5 separate regions of the Homo sapiens genome follow, and regions 2, 3, 4 and 5 are each linked to region 1. Evidence: chromatin contacts called from ENCODE Hi-C or POLR2A ChIA-PET data. All regions are on one chromosome and are shown on one strand. The core of a region is the stretch at or near the end of the contact, and the rest is flanking DNA. Distances in the headings are between cores, read along the strand shown. Region 1 holds the start of TNFRSF21 (TNF receptor superfamily member 21). Region 2 holds the start of OPN5 (opsin 5). Region 3 has its middle 31 kb from the start of ADGRF4. Region 4 holds the start of ADGRF5 (adhesion G protein-coupled receptor F5). Region 5 has its middle 27 kb from the start of ADGRF5.

Region 1 (2,629 bases), core at 73-2,572:
CAGCTTAGACGATGAGGGAGACTGCACCACCCTGCAGGGTCACCTGCCTAGCCACAGGTAAACGAGGGATCGGAAAGACTGTAGAAAATTCATCTTCCTTCACACACATCTCCTTCCCCCTCCCCCCATTCCAGTGCCGGCGCGCTGGCTGGCTGGAAGCCGGCGCTTTGGAGGCGCCGGAGAGTGGGTCTAAGGGTGATATTTCGGCATACAGAACCTGAGACCCCACCCGAGCCAAGAGGGAAGAGAGAGGGTAAAGGGATTGAGGAGGGGGCGGCTTGCGCCCTGCTCGGGAATGCACCGCGCGACAGCACCCGGAGGTCTCCGGTGTCCGGCGCGCACCGGTACCACTGTCTTCCACTGCGGTAGCATCCCGACATGACATTGCAGCTGCAACAAAGCGCCGGCCTCGGCCGGCCGTGGGAGCCCCACACCGCGGCGAGGCCCCACACCACGCAGAGGGGCAGTGGCCGATGGGTGGGGGGCTGTGGCTGCGGGCGTGGGGAGCGCGAGGTAGGCCGAGTAGGGGGAAAAGCCCTCAAATGCGCAGAAGCTGGGCGGCTACCTCTAGCGTCTCCTCCAGCAAAGCCAGACTGCAAGGAAAACAATTCGTCTTCATTCCCCAGCCCCGGCTGAGCCCTGAGATTCCCCCAAATAACCTAGTCGAGGCCCTCTGGTGTGTTGCCTTCCCTTGGAAACCCCTCAGTGCCCGTAACCCAGTCGGCCGGGCCCCGCGCCTCCCTAAGCCCCGGCCCGGTGACCCGCCCGGCTCCCGGAGAGCGGTTCCTTCTGCTCCGGCGCCGCCGCCACCCCCGGTCCACGCAAGCGCTCACCAGGAGAAGGGAGCCCGCGATCATCGTGGCTGTGGCTCGGCGGGCGATGCGGCTGCAGGAGGCGAGGGCGGTGCTGCTGCTCGGAGAGGTCCCCATGGCTGAACCGGGGACTCGCAGGGGCGCCCGGGGCGCGCGGGGCAGCTGGAATCGGCGGCTGCTTCTGCCCAGCGCCGCATCCACCGCCGCCTCCCGGGCCGGGAGCCCATCTACCTCCAACACCCCATGTGCACTGCTGCGGCCGGGCAGAGGAGGGAGGCGGCAAGGGAGGCTCTAGGGGCGCTCAGCACCTGCCCAGCGGCGCGGCCGCCCAGGCGGGGAGAAGCCGCCGCGACTGCAGCCCGCGTCTCCGGGTGCTCTCCTCCGACAGCGGCTGAGGAGAACCAGGGAGGAGGACTGGGCGCGAGAGAGCAAAGGAACGACTTCCCATAGCGAAGCTTCCAGCCACTGCCAACCACCCTCCTCCGCTGCCCAGACTGGTCGGCGAGGGACTGAGTCGGTGGCCACCGGGCGCAGGGACACACGTGGTGGCGCCGAAGGGGCGGGGGACCGGCCCTTTGTGATGTCACCCGGGAGGAGGCCGGGCTCTTTGTGCGGTTGGAAAGGCGAAGGCGTTCCAGGTAGAGCGGGGAGGGAGAGGGTGCCCCTTGGCGTTCGCTGAGGAAATTGCACGCGCCTGTTGACCCAGGGAAAGCGCTGAGAAAGCATCTCACTCCTGATCTAACTTTACTTATTTTTTCCGAGATAATTCCAACTAAATTATTTCAGCTACATACGCCTTTCCATTGTTTCGGACACGATGATTAAATCAGAGAGCGATGGTGAATAGACCACAGAGCACTTAGATCAACTGCGTGACGAAAAAGGAGACCTGTGTGTTGCTTCTCAAACTTTGCTGCCCTGTGGAATCACCTGGAGAGTTCAAAACATATATATTGATTCTTGGGTCCCACCTCTAGAGACTCTGATTTAATTGGAACAGGACAGGATCTGGTCTGGGCATTGAGGTTTGTTGTTGTTGTTGTTTGTTTGTTTTTTAAGTTTTCAGGGTGATTTTAATATGGGGCAAAGATTTTAATTTTTTATATTTTAATTTTAATATGGGCTTATGAATGCAATTAAGGAAATCCAAACTAAAAGGATTTAAAACCCAGAGTCATTGGTGTTGGGTCCATGGATGGTCTTGGAGGGACTTTTGAACTCCTTGAAATGTATCAAAAGATGCATTTTCCTAATTTAAAAATCAAGAGTTTTGAATCGGATTATCCCTGAGATTTTTTTTAATCACCCTTCCCCCAAAAAATAATGCTAAAAATTTTTGAGTTGATTTCCAAAGGCCTTGTCAGGATGTGGGTGGTAGAATAGGTAGTATTCTGCTTCAGAAGGAGAACTGGAATATTCTCGTGGATGTTGGTATCTCACACACTTCTGAATGTAAGAGAGCAGCTGTTATCCTTTTCTTTGTTTCACCTGGGGGAAGGCCGAGTCTCCTGACTGTGGCCACCATTTCTGGTATCGTGTTATCCATCATCTAGGTACTGACAGCACATGGCACACTGTATTGATATTACCTCTTCAGCCATCCAGTCCACACCCCTCAATTGGGAGCCCTATGGTGCTGGGCTTATCCTAGGCTCCTTTGGTCCCATTTCAAAAGAATCACACTTTTTAAACTATCAGTTTCAAGATCCAACACCCAGTGCTAATAAAGGTAACTTGCTAAGTCATAGGTACCAATTATTTGCTTTATTAGTTAACATGTTGTCCTTTGATTCTTTGCTCTATGCACACTTTGGTAG
Region 2 (2,629 bases), core at 74-2,573, 470 kb after region 1:
AACTGTGTGTAGGAGACTGTAGTTTCAGCCAACTGGCCACTGAAAGGGTCACTAGCCTTCCTCTGTAAGCTGTAAGTTGGCAGTTAGAAAGGGGTTAAATTCATGTCTTTTGCGAAGGTGAATTACATGGTTAGATATGTGCCGATCACCCTGTCACCGCCTGTGGGGCACACAACTCTGTGTTCCACTTGCTGTCTCATATAATGCCCGAAATTGTTGCCTAGAGAGCTGAACAGTGACATCTGTTGGTTCGATTTGAAATAGGCAAGTTCAAAAGAGAAACAGCCACACTAGTATTTCTTCCCCTTTCAAAACAAATAGGAACAATCATGACAAAGGAATGACCCTTCCAAAGGAAGTTTTAACATCAGCAGCATACTTTATCTGAAGAACAACACACGACTCCAAGTTTCAGGATGAGGGATATCATGTGACTTTTATTTTTGCAGAAAGCCCATCAAAGACTTTGTGTAAACCTTTTAAAACTCCAATTCAAAAGAAACAGTACTAAGACCTGTGTATCTGAGAAATTCCTCAATGCTCAAGATTTCATCCAGAAGCATAAATGAGCAAATAGAAAGTATGGATTTGGGGCAGTGGTGAGAAATAATGAAATTGCTTTCTGCTCTAGGAAACTTGAGAAACAAACCTTCCTGTGGATGTGCCTGTGAGTTACAACCCAGCTTGAATCCTTTCTAAATAGCTCCAAATTTCAAGATCACTTTGACAATCACCTAGCTCTTAGCTTCAATTAATTAAGTGTCCATGTTCCTTTGTACTGAATGCTCTATTTCTTTCCTTACAAAACTCTAAACCTCATTGAATGTACAATGGAAATGATTTTCTGGGAAATCTGGATAATCAAAAAATACTATATTCTGACAAGTTATATATATACATATGTAAATTTTTTATATATTATATATAATTTATATACATAAATTATATATATATAGTGTGTGTGTGTGTATGTGTGCACACTCCATACAATATCATTTCCTGCTCAGACCTTTACAAAAATTGCTAAGAAACAGTAAATTGCACAGTTTGGCCTTCAACCTTTTAATCACCCCAAGGAGAAAAGAAGTGGCTCAAAGAGTAGCATGAGAAAACAGAGGAGAAAATGAAGGCTTGGATAATCTGCCAACCGAATAACTGAGTAATGACATAATTGGATCATTGAAAAAAATGTTAAAATTTTTACCAGTTATTAATTAGAGAATCATGCATGACCCTGGGAACTTGCTTTTTGTTTTAAAACAGGAGCCACGATTATGAAATGGTTCAAGCTGGCTTATTCAGGTCTGCTGAGATCTCTACTGGTTTGCTTTTCAGATCCCTCGTGGTTCGAGAACAGAATGGCGTTAAATCACACTGCCCTGCCTCAGGACGAGCGCCTGCCCCATTACCTTCGAGATGGGGATCCTTTTGCTTCCAAACTTTCTTGGGAAGCGGATTTAGTGGCTGGCTTTTACCTAACAATAATTGGTAAGCTTCCTTAATTCTTCTGTGCAAAGGCTGCATTTAGAAAATTCATGGGCTGATATGTTAATTTTGTGAAAGGATTCTGATACTTAAGTGGATAGTTTAGTGGAGGCGAAGAGTGGGGAAAGGCAGAAGATGGAATGGCATTATGGCATTCAATAAATGTTTCCTAGAAATGACTCTTTATTATCATTATTATTAGGAATAAAATTCCATTGATAATCCAAGAACTCTTACAGCAAAATTATTTATCCATTTCATTTTGGTTACTTTGGGAGTAGATTTACTTTCTGAATACCAAAATTAATGATAATGATATTTTATTTAAACAGAGTGCTTTTTAAATAATGTTTTTGACATAATCATAAGTTTTAGGTTGAGAATGGGCCTTAAAAATAATCTAGGTCAGTCTCCTGTTCTCACAACTGTGCAAAACTCAATTGTGCTATTGTGCTATAGTACTATAGTAATGGCAGAAACACTGAGTTTACTTCACCTAAAAGTAAAGTCGCATCAAAATAGCTAAGCCATTTTGGTGACAGTTGAAAAATGTGTTGGTGATAAATGGAAGAAAGTCCGGGGTCAAAAGATTTTTGTGCATAATTGACGAAAGGGTGCACCTGCTTCTAGACTGCATGATCTCATTCATTCAGTAGCCACATGTGGCTTTTCCAAATTGAAAGTTGCTGTAGTGTAAATACTCACCAGATACTGAAGGCTCAGTACAACAAAAAGTGGTATAAAATATCTCATTAATAATTTTTAAAAATTAAATACATGTTGAACATACAACATTTTAGGTATGTTAAGCTAAATAAAATATATTATTAAAATTAATTTACTGTAAATTTTAAATTTATAAATTAAATTTTTACTTTGTAAATTTTTACTTTGTTTAATGTGGCTACCAGAAAATTTTAGAATCCATATGTGGCTCGCATTTCTGGCTTACATTACATTTATACTGGATAGCACTAATCTAGACAGTTAGGATTTAATTTAACCACCTATTTAAATTTAAGAAAAGAAACCATACTTTTCTTAAATTTAAAATTGTTGTTTTAACTTTGGGTGACCAGTGTGAAGGTGGGTTATGTCTTTAGGTTTGTTTGCCTTTAATTTTTTCAGATGTTGGGTCAAACTT
Region 3 (2,629 bases), core at 50-2,549, 420 kb after region 1:
ACGTGGGAATTATGAGAGCTACAATTCAAGATGAGATTTGGGTGGGGACAAACCACATCACACCCTAAGCATTGTCCTCCAAGAACTGAAGTAAACTGCCTCTCTCTATATCATGCCAAGGTCAGCTTGCATGCAATGATTGAATGACATTAACCATAAAGGCCTTGCTCAATTTGGAACATTTCTGAAGGACCACTCAGCTCCAGAGCTTCCTGTGGGATCAGCAGAGGCCACTGTTCATTGCTTCATAGTTCATCTCTTCCTTCTTCCCAATCTGGCTGCTTTCATTCCCCCTCAGAAATACTCCCCAATAAACTTTATGCAAACAAACCTCCATCTCAGATTCTGCTCTTCAGGGAATGTGAACAAGGATGCCATTCATAGAAAACTATTTTTTTTGGTATACTAATGATATTCTTTGCTCAGAGTAAGTGGAAGTAATTGATAGTCTGATGTTTTGCACGATAGACTGTATGTTTATGAAAATTTTCTGACAGAGAACATGTGCTCAATGGAAGTAGGGCTCACTTAAAAAAAATAAGCCACATAGCAGCCAAATAAATCTGGGATCCAAATATTTTGAGTTACTAAGCCATTATTAGAGAGCTACCCATCAGTGACCTTGCAGGCTACTGGAACTATGTAAAGAGAAAACACAGGGCTGATGTGGCTACCCAGGATAAATGCACCTTGAGATATGATTGTTCCTCCCAGGAATGGGCCACCCATTTCCAAAGGAGCTCTGATTTTAGTGTACAAGCAGTCTATATTCTAGTGTTCTTGGTTTTCAGAGTGATTTATTGTAAAGAAATCAGGAAATAAATCAGGCTCTGGAATATGTTCTGAGCTCTGAGAACACCTGAGTACCACCAGTCATGTAAGTCATAACTCTTCTGTCCATCTCTTTCTTCACCTCTCACCATGGACAGAGTGGAAAAATGGGCTGCAATCAATCCTGAATCTCCAAGTCCCTGATCTGCTGTTGTCACAAAGAAAAACTGCAGAGAGGATGTTTCAATCATGTCTCTTTTTCACAAGGACTTCTTAGTGCAATAATATTCCTATGAGGAAGTCAGTCTTGGTGAATGGGGCTGGACCAGGCACCTGGGATCCACAAGAACACCTTTGTCTTTCTGGGGTAAGGTCACGTGTCTTTCTTGGTTATTTCCTGTCTAATCTTTGCTCTCTGTTTTTTAAAGAAAAGTGTTTCAAATATAAGTGAATCTTTCACCGTAGACACTGAAGCAGTGGCTTAAGCTGCAGACTCAAGGCTTCCTGCTTAAGGTTTCCTACTACAGTCTACTTGAGTCACCTCTGAATCATGCTGTCTGCCTAGAATCTTCACCTTAGCCCTTACCTCCTAGCTTCTGCACTGTTATAATGAGGCCTTTTACTTACCAGCTCAGCTTTGCCCATTTTTGAGCCAATGCCAATAATTTGGAAAGCATGCTCAGAGTTTCATGCACAGCAGTGATTAGGACCTGGGATTTGCTACCATCAACCTGGTTTAGGTGAGATGAAGATGAGCCAGGGGTTCTGGGTGTCTTCAGCCTGTTGTTGTTTCCTTTATCTCCTGTATTGGCAGGGTCTGGTTTACTAAACAGCTATCATGCTGTGGTTAGTGTCCTGATCTGAGTTGTACCTTGTAAGACCAGAGCTCTCACACCTCCTCTGGGCAGCTTGGTTCTTGGATGCTGTCCCATGCTCTGGCTGGACCTTGCTCCATTGGTCAGCCCCCTGAGATCACTTGTCACCACCCACTCCTGGTCTGGCTACTGTACCCTGTGAAGTATCCTAGACCCCTTAGGCAGTGCTCATGGCCAGTCAAGCCCTGGCTACTCAGCCCGTCTGGGCTCTGGGAGTTGGGTAGCTGCTCACTCCACATAGGAATAGTCCTCTAGGCAAGTGAGCTCAGTCCAGCTTCCTGTCCATTCCCATAAGCTTCCTCTGTTGAGGTCTCAGAAGATTTCAAGGAAGAGCTGCTTCTTTCTTCCATCCCCTGCTGCTGCTGTCCAGCCCTGTCACCAAAGGGAGCTAAGTGGAGAAGACCTGCACATAAAAAGTCCCCCCAATAGGGTTAAAGAAAACAATTATTTCATTTTTTTTTATGTTTTAATCAATGTGTATATAAGGGTCTCCAATATGTAATGATTCTGCTTAGACCCCAATCTCTGAAGAAATGTTTTTCCCTAGTGAAGTTCACTTCACTTAAACTTCAGGATCAACCTCGCCTTAGGCTTTAGGACTGATTTTGACCTTCAGAAGGAAGTATAAGAAGTCTTTTTCATTATGAGCTGAGTGATTCAATATCTAATGAAACTCCTTGCTTATTTTTTGATCATGTGCCCCAGTTGTAACAGGGCTTCCACCATTCTCCTGGAGCCAACTTTCCATATTGTACCAGCCCTAATAGCGACTCTGTGCCATGTATTGATCCTCCTTTCTGATTTTAAGTCCATATAAATCTGGGCCTTCACTTTGCTCCAGTCTTTCCTTTTCCCCAGGGACTGATTCCCAGATCCCTCCCTGACTTGAGTAGGAGTCTGCTCCCAGATACCTTAATCACATACTTGCCCACTTACTAGGAAACCCTTCTTATCTCCTACAGGAGCTCCTTCTTGCACAATAT
Region 4 (2,629 bases), core at 58-2,557, 390 kb before region 1:
GGCAGGTGGATCACCTGAGGTCAGGAGTTCGAGACCAACCTGGCTAACATGGTGAAACCCCATCTCTACTAAAAATACAAAAATTAGCAGGGTGTGGTGGCGGGTGCCTGTAATCCCAGCTGCTTGGGAGGTTGAGGCAGGAGGATCGTTTGAACCCGGGAGGCAGAGGTTGTAGTGAACCAAGATCGTGCCACTGCACTCCAACCTGGGCGACAGAGCAAGACTCCATCTCAAAAAAATAAAAATAAAAATAAAATCTATTTAGAGATATTCTTTTACGATAAGAATATAGTCAAGTATTATCTGTGTAATTCAAAAATAACCTACATTGAAAAACCAACTACGTTAGCCCTTTATGAAAGAAAAAATGCTGTAGTGAAGTGGCATGACCTGGCTTTCTGAAATATGAGAAAACATGGTTTAAGCAAACCGCACATCATAGAGTTGCTCCTTTCAAAACAAGTCGGCCTGGCCCTGAAGCCCCAGCACTTTTACTGACCTCCTTCCTAATGCTGACTACAAACTCCTTTCCCCTCAGTCCTGTGTGGGAGGCTGCAGCCTACATTTTACATTTCTAAGGTCATCCCTTGTCCTTTGGAAGGACTCTCCCGAAGCTGAGCGAATAGCCAGGGCTCCCTCCTCCTGCTACTGGGATGCAGCCTCTTCCTTCCTCAGCCTGACCACAGCAATGGCCGACTGGCCCTGAAATGCTCTTGGCAAGAGCAGCAGCTCAGTAGCTCATGAATGCACTGGTTTTTATAGTATTTTCTGGTTTAAGGACGAGAGAACTTGTTTGAAAAAAAAAAAGTCTGTTATTAAGAAAATCCTAAAGGATCCCAGCTAGTTGCTTGATACGCCATCTCCTTTAATATAGTCTCATTAACTGGACCAACAGTATGCACAATGCTCTTGACTGGACATACTTAACTTTCCCAACATACATATCACACCTACGCAAAAGAAAAGCAGGCAAAGAGGATCGTAAGTGGAAGATGTCTTAAGAGAAGTGACTTAGGAGCCCCTGAGGTCTTGCTACAAAGGGAGACAGAATGACAGACCGCAGTAGGAGAAATGTCTGTTACCTGTCCAGCACTGTGGTCCCCCGGCTGGCTCCCGCTCTGATCAGATGCCTAAAAGCTTCCCAGTTTCCACTATGGGGCCATTTGTCCTGGGCCTCCTGGGCAGGGGCTCTCACGCCCAGTGGAGGGAGAACCAAGCAAGACTCATTTCGCGTTTTCAGGCAGGACTGGCAGCACCGCTCCCACGCTCAGCCTCCCCCAGCTATGATCCTCCCAGTCTCACAGAGTCATCCCTGAGAGCCGCGCTGCTGTTTTAAAAACAAAAAGTGATTTCCTGGTCCTCTTCCCCGGATGGCGTGTGCGATTTCCCTCACGCCCATGGGAAGTCCTTCAGATCCTTCTTATCTGGAAACCTCTCCACCAAGTGGACAGACTTGTTTGGCCAATGCCCCTAGTTCTCACTTTTCTTTCTCCAAAGAAAAAAATCAGAAAAGCAAAACCAGAGCAAACCAAACATAGGTTAGAGCTAATGAGAAGTACAGGATGTCTGGTTTCAACTTTTAAAAGATGACCACTAAATTAGATTGTAACTTCAGAGAGGAAGGAAAATTAAGACTATCGATGAATTCTTTGTCTTTAGCAGTGCCAAGAAAGCAGAGAAAAAAAGAATCCGCAGAAGAGAAGAGACCTAGAGAAGTTGCTTAGTCCTCCCCCGCGGGAGGGCTGTACCTCAAAAATGCCATATTGGAGGGACGTCCAGTTCTCCTAGGTTTCCAGGGAAACTCTGTGAGTATTTGTGTATCAAACTATAAATTTAGTGGTACTTAAAATACCGCTCAATAGCATGGATATTTAAAGATAAGGAGATATATGGTAAAGGCCTGGTTGGCAGGCTGCATCCAGGTTGCTGGGTTTAAAGATGAATTATAGTCAGCTCATTTTTGAACTGGAAGTGACCTCACTGATCCTCATTTTACAAAAGAGGAAACTGAGGCCCAAGGAGAACCCTTCCCAAGGTCAGAACACGGATGGGGAATGCTGTTTGACTCTCTACTCTGGAGCTCTGCCCACAGAAAGTTTGATGAATGAGGCCTGGCTTGGAATCGGCATTGGAAATAAGTGCTTCGGGTGAGTCCCATGCAGGTAGTCCCAAGAGTATCTTCAGGGAATTCCTCATAGTGTCAAAGAAAGGACTCTGGAGTCAGACTGTAGGAACTGATGCTTTAGTCCCACCAATTATATGTGGCCGGGTACACATTACTTGACCCTATTGAGATTCAGTGTTGTTTTGTTTTTAGACGGAGTCTCGCTCTGTCTCCCAGGCTAGAGTCCAGTGGCGCGATCTTGGCTCACTGCAACCTCTGCCTCCTGGGTTCAAGCGATTCTCCTGCCTCAGCTTTCCCAGTAGCTGGGACTGTAGGTGCCTACCAGCACATCTGGCTAATTTTTGTATTTTTAATAGAGACAGGGTCTCTCCATGTTGGCCAGGCTGGTCTCAAACTCCTGACCTCAGGTAATCCCCAGCCTCGGCCTCCCAAAGTGCTGGGATTACAGGCGTGAGCCACTGCTCCTGGCCCTGAGATTCAGTTTTATTGTGTGTGAAAGTGGGA
Region 5 (2,629 bases), core at 45-2,544, 360 kb before region 1:
TGGCTGGCAGCGTGAATTTTCTGTAATGTAAACGAAGAAGTGGTGGGCAGGATAAAGGGTTAAGTAAGGATCTCTAGTAATGCTCCAACTTGTTCTTTGAGGAGTAACAAAGAGAGGAAGCACAGGCTTTGTGGAAGGAAATTCCCAGGCCCCACTTCGGACATTCGCAACCTGCCCTGTGAACCTCTGAGGGGTGTCTGATAATAAACACTTGCAAACAAAACAATCCATGAAGGCATTTTTACTAACATTCTCACATTCTCACCAAAGGGCTACAGCACATTTTCCTGAATCTGCGGACCTTGGAGGGGGGACCTGGACATCCACCTGCCAGCAGAGGCCAACAACCCAGTCCCTGCTCAGGCTGGTGTTTGTACGTGCAGGTCCCCCTTGCTCCTTGGGCCTTTGATTGGGCAGGGGTGGTGATGGGGCTGTGGAATGCAGATCACAGACTCAACACCGGACAGGATGTGTGTGGACTGCTGTGTGCAGACCTGAGACCCACCTCTTCATCTTTCACGGAGACCCCCAGACATAGCCCTGAGCATTGCAACTTTGAGTAATAATGCAGTGACCTTCCCCAGGAGTAGAAGGAACTTGACAAAGGCATGAAAAGCTTTGCTTGTAAAGTGTGCCAATTAAGTAACAAATTGGCCTTCTTTTCCTGTAGTAGCAAAACAAACAAATAAAACCCCTGGAGACTTGACAGTAAATATTTGTGCACAAGTTTCTTGTAAGAAGCTCAAAACATGTTAGGACCAAGATGCAAAAACTTAAGCAAAAGTCTAGTTTGGGTGAGATTATTTGTAATATTATACCTTATTTATCCCCAAACTAATAGGATGTGAGATCTGTTATGCCCATTTCATCAATGAATAAATAAAGGATCAGAAACTGGCCTAGAATAATAGTAAAGTTCTGGGTGATTCAGGTATCTGATACTTGCTCTAGTGAGTGTGTGTGTGTGTGTGTGTGTGTGTGTGTGTGTGTGTGTATGTGTGTGTTTATTGGGGCTGTGTGTACACAGATTTATGGCTTTTTTAAAACAAAATATTCTTAAAATCACTTTATTAATTGCAATTCAAGCCAAGATCCTCAAACAGCATCGCTGTCTCAGGTCTAGACCAGAATTCACTTCACAGTACGGGTGAGATTTAGATCCTTGACTACAAAAAGAAAGCTGACGCTTTACTTTTGAATTGCCGTCACCGGTCTCTGGAATATTTTTGGATGACTACTCATTTGCATCTGTCCAGAGTTGGCGGGCAATCTCCCTCTTGACCCCAGCCCTCAAGACCACATTGATCCAACCGAGGTGATGACAGGTTCCAGATTTTACTCTAGGCGGGGTTAACATGAGCCTCTACTCAGGCCTCCTTCTGTCCTTTGTGCTACAACAATGGGCGGAAACACAGCCTTGTTAGAGGAAATTCCCAGGGCCATGCTTTGGACATGAGACAGTGGCTTTGCTATGCTGGGTAGGCTGATGCGCATCTAAAAATAAATACCCTGGTCTGCAAGGGTTTCTATGATTTTGTCATGTACAGTTGATTACATTTCAAAGGATTTTTTTTAATTAGTGTTTTTAAGAAAGCTAACTTAGGTAAGCCTTGAGAATAAAATATATCATGGCTTTGTTTCGGTCTGAAAACATATAGCATTTGCTTATAACTGTTTCTGTTGAAAGGACTGCTGCTTTCTTCCCCCAGGATCTCAAAGTGAGATTGAAGAAAGCAAAGGCATGCTGAGATGCTGCCCAAGCATGGTCAGAAACATGTGAGGGTCCAGAACTGCAAGTTCTTTGAGTCCACAAAGGATAAAGTATTAACAGAAAGCTCTGGGGCTGCCTGGAGTGGTTGCTGATGTGTATAGGGTCTACCTAAGCCTAAGTCTTACTTCTCTAAAAGTTTCCAGATCCCTACTTCACAAAGAGACTGCTCTTGAGGTGGTTCATGTAGCAGAAAAGGAAAGATGGGTAGAAGGCAGTGGCCAGTGAACTTGACTCACAGCAGGCAGACAGTTCCAGCCAGCTTTCTTCTCTCTCCAAAAGTCAAATATTCCATTCATAGTCCTTGCAACTTAGAAGATGGTAGAATCAGTTTCTTTTTCACATTTTAAAGTTAGACCTCGGAATGGCTAGGAACCCATATCCATGTAGTCATATTTCCATTTTAGCTAGAGGAGAAATCAGGGCCAAAGCTCTGAGTCTTGCTGTTATTTGCCTGACTCTACTTGAGCTGAAAATGTACAGAAATGTGGCAGTTTTCCATCAAATAGGAATGTGTTTGCAGCACAAGAAGTAACCCATAATTTAGTTAAAGAGTAACCCAAGAAGAGTGGTTTACAGTGAAGTTTTCCCTCCTCATTGTTCTCGTTTCTTTTTTGCTCTTTCCTGGAAGTCCAGCCTACTCCATTGTTACTAAGACCCTATTTTAAACTTACTGCAGCAGATAGGTAGGGCTAGCTGGTGAAAAGTCAGCTATCCTCACTCTAGCCTGATGATATTTTTTGCAGACCTTCATTTGGTGGCTTGGATCACCGCACTGACATCACGAGACTCTTGATAGCTTTGAGCGGGAAGGGACCTTTGAGGTCATCACCCGGACTCCACCCATTATGGGCATCCCTT

The links. A loop is a pair of places that touch in the nucleus more often than their neighbours do. ChIA-PET counts read pairs that join two places held with the same protein, here RNA polymerase II (POLR2A). Pooled maps may share reads with other maps.
Region 2: a loop to region 1 is called in a map of OCI-LY7, with 3 times the contacts of the local background. The contact joins the promoter of OPN5 here to the promoter of TNFRSF21 in region 1. A Hi-C loop is called at or near these places in 1 of 168 maps with a recorded cell type or tissue (OCI-LY7), 3 of 37 single-sample maps with no recorded cell type and 9 of 50 pooled maps.
Region 3: a pooled map shows a loop between it and region 1 (2.9-fold over the local background). The contact joins the enhancer-like site here to the promoter of TNFRSF21 in region 1. A Hi-C loop is called at or near these places in 1 of 37 single-sample maps with no recorded cell type and 5 of 50 pooled maps.
Region 4: a loop to region 1 is called in a map of breast epithelium, with 6 times the contacts of the local background. The contact joins the promoter of ADGRF5 here to the promoter of TNFRSF21 in region 1. A Hi-C loop is called at or near these places in 1 of 168 maps with a recorded cell type or tissue (breast epithelium). POLR2A ChIA-PET finds 5 or more read pairs at or near these places in 1 of 52 experiments (Panc1).
Region 5: a loop to region 1 is called in a map of endothelial cell of umbilical vein, with 7 times the contacts of the local background. The contact joins the enhancer-like site here to the promoter of TNFRSF21 in region 1. A Hi-C loop is called at or near these places in 1 of 168 maps with a recorded cell type or tissue (endothelial cell of umbilical vein). POLR2A ChIA-PET finds 5 or more read pairs at or near these places in 1 of 52 experiments (Panc1).

What each region holds. Positions count from the first base shown.
Region 1 is chr6:47,308,583-47,311,211 of GRCh38, forward strand. It overlaps TNFRSF21 (TNF receptor superfamily member 21), which reads right to left and starts at 1,323. Exons shown (of 6, transcript NM_014452.5): 1 at 834-1,323. The coding sequence starts at 929. RefSeq lists enhancers at 274-996, 1,160-1,339, 1,291-1,585 and a silencer at 790-1,019.
Region 2 is chr6:47,780,709-47,783,337 of GRCh38, forward strand. It overlaps OPN5 (opsin 5), which reads left to right and starts at 1,324. Exons shown (of 7, transcript NM_181744.4): 1 at 1,324-1,488. The coding sequence starts at 1,359.
Region 3 is chr6:47,727,897-47,730,525 of GRCh38, forward strand. No RefSeq gene overlaps it. Among named protein-coding and RNA genes, the nearest start is that of ADGRF4, 31 kb to the left of the region's middle. Within about 2 kb of position 1,300, at least 3 of the 41 ENCODE cell types and tissues checked have a DNase peak (open chromatin) inside an H3K27ac peak, as active enhancers do.
Region 4 is chr6:46,920,631-46,923,259 of GRCh38, forward strand. ADGRF5 (adhesion G protein-coupled receptor F5) reads right to left here and starts at 1,308. Exons shown (of 21, transcript NM_001098518.2): 1 at 1,083-1,308. LOC105375080 (a long non-coding RNA gene) reads left to right here and starts at 1,449. Exons shown (of 3, transcript XR_001744147.2): 1 at 1,449-1,805.
Region 5 is chr6:46,947,522-46,950,150 of GRCh38, forward strand. It overlaps a transcript of ADGRF5 not described here. Among named protein-coding and RNA genes, the nearest start is that of ADGRF5, 27 kb to the left of the region's middle. Within about 2 kb of position 1,295, at least 4 of the 41 ENCODE cell types and tissues checked have a DNase peak (open chromatin) inside an H3K27ac peak, as active enhancers do; they include endothelial cell of umbilical vein, where a contact is called at or near this core.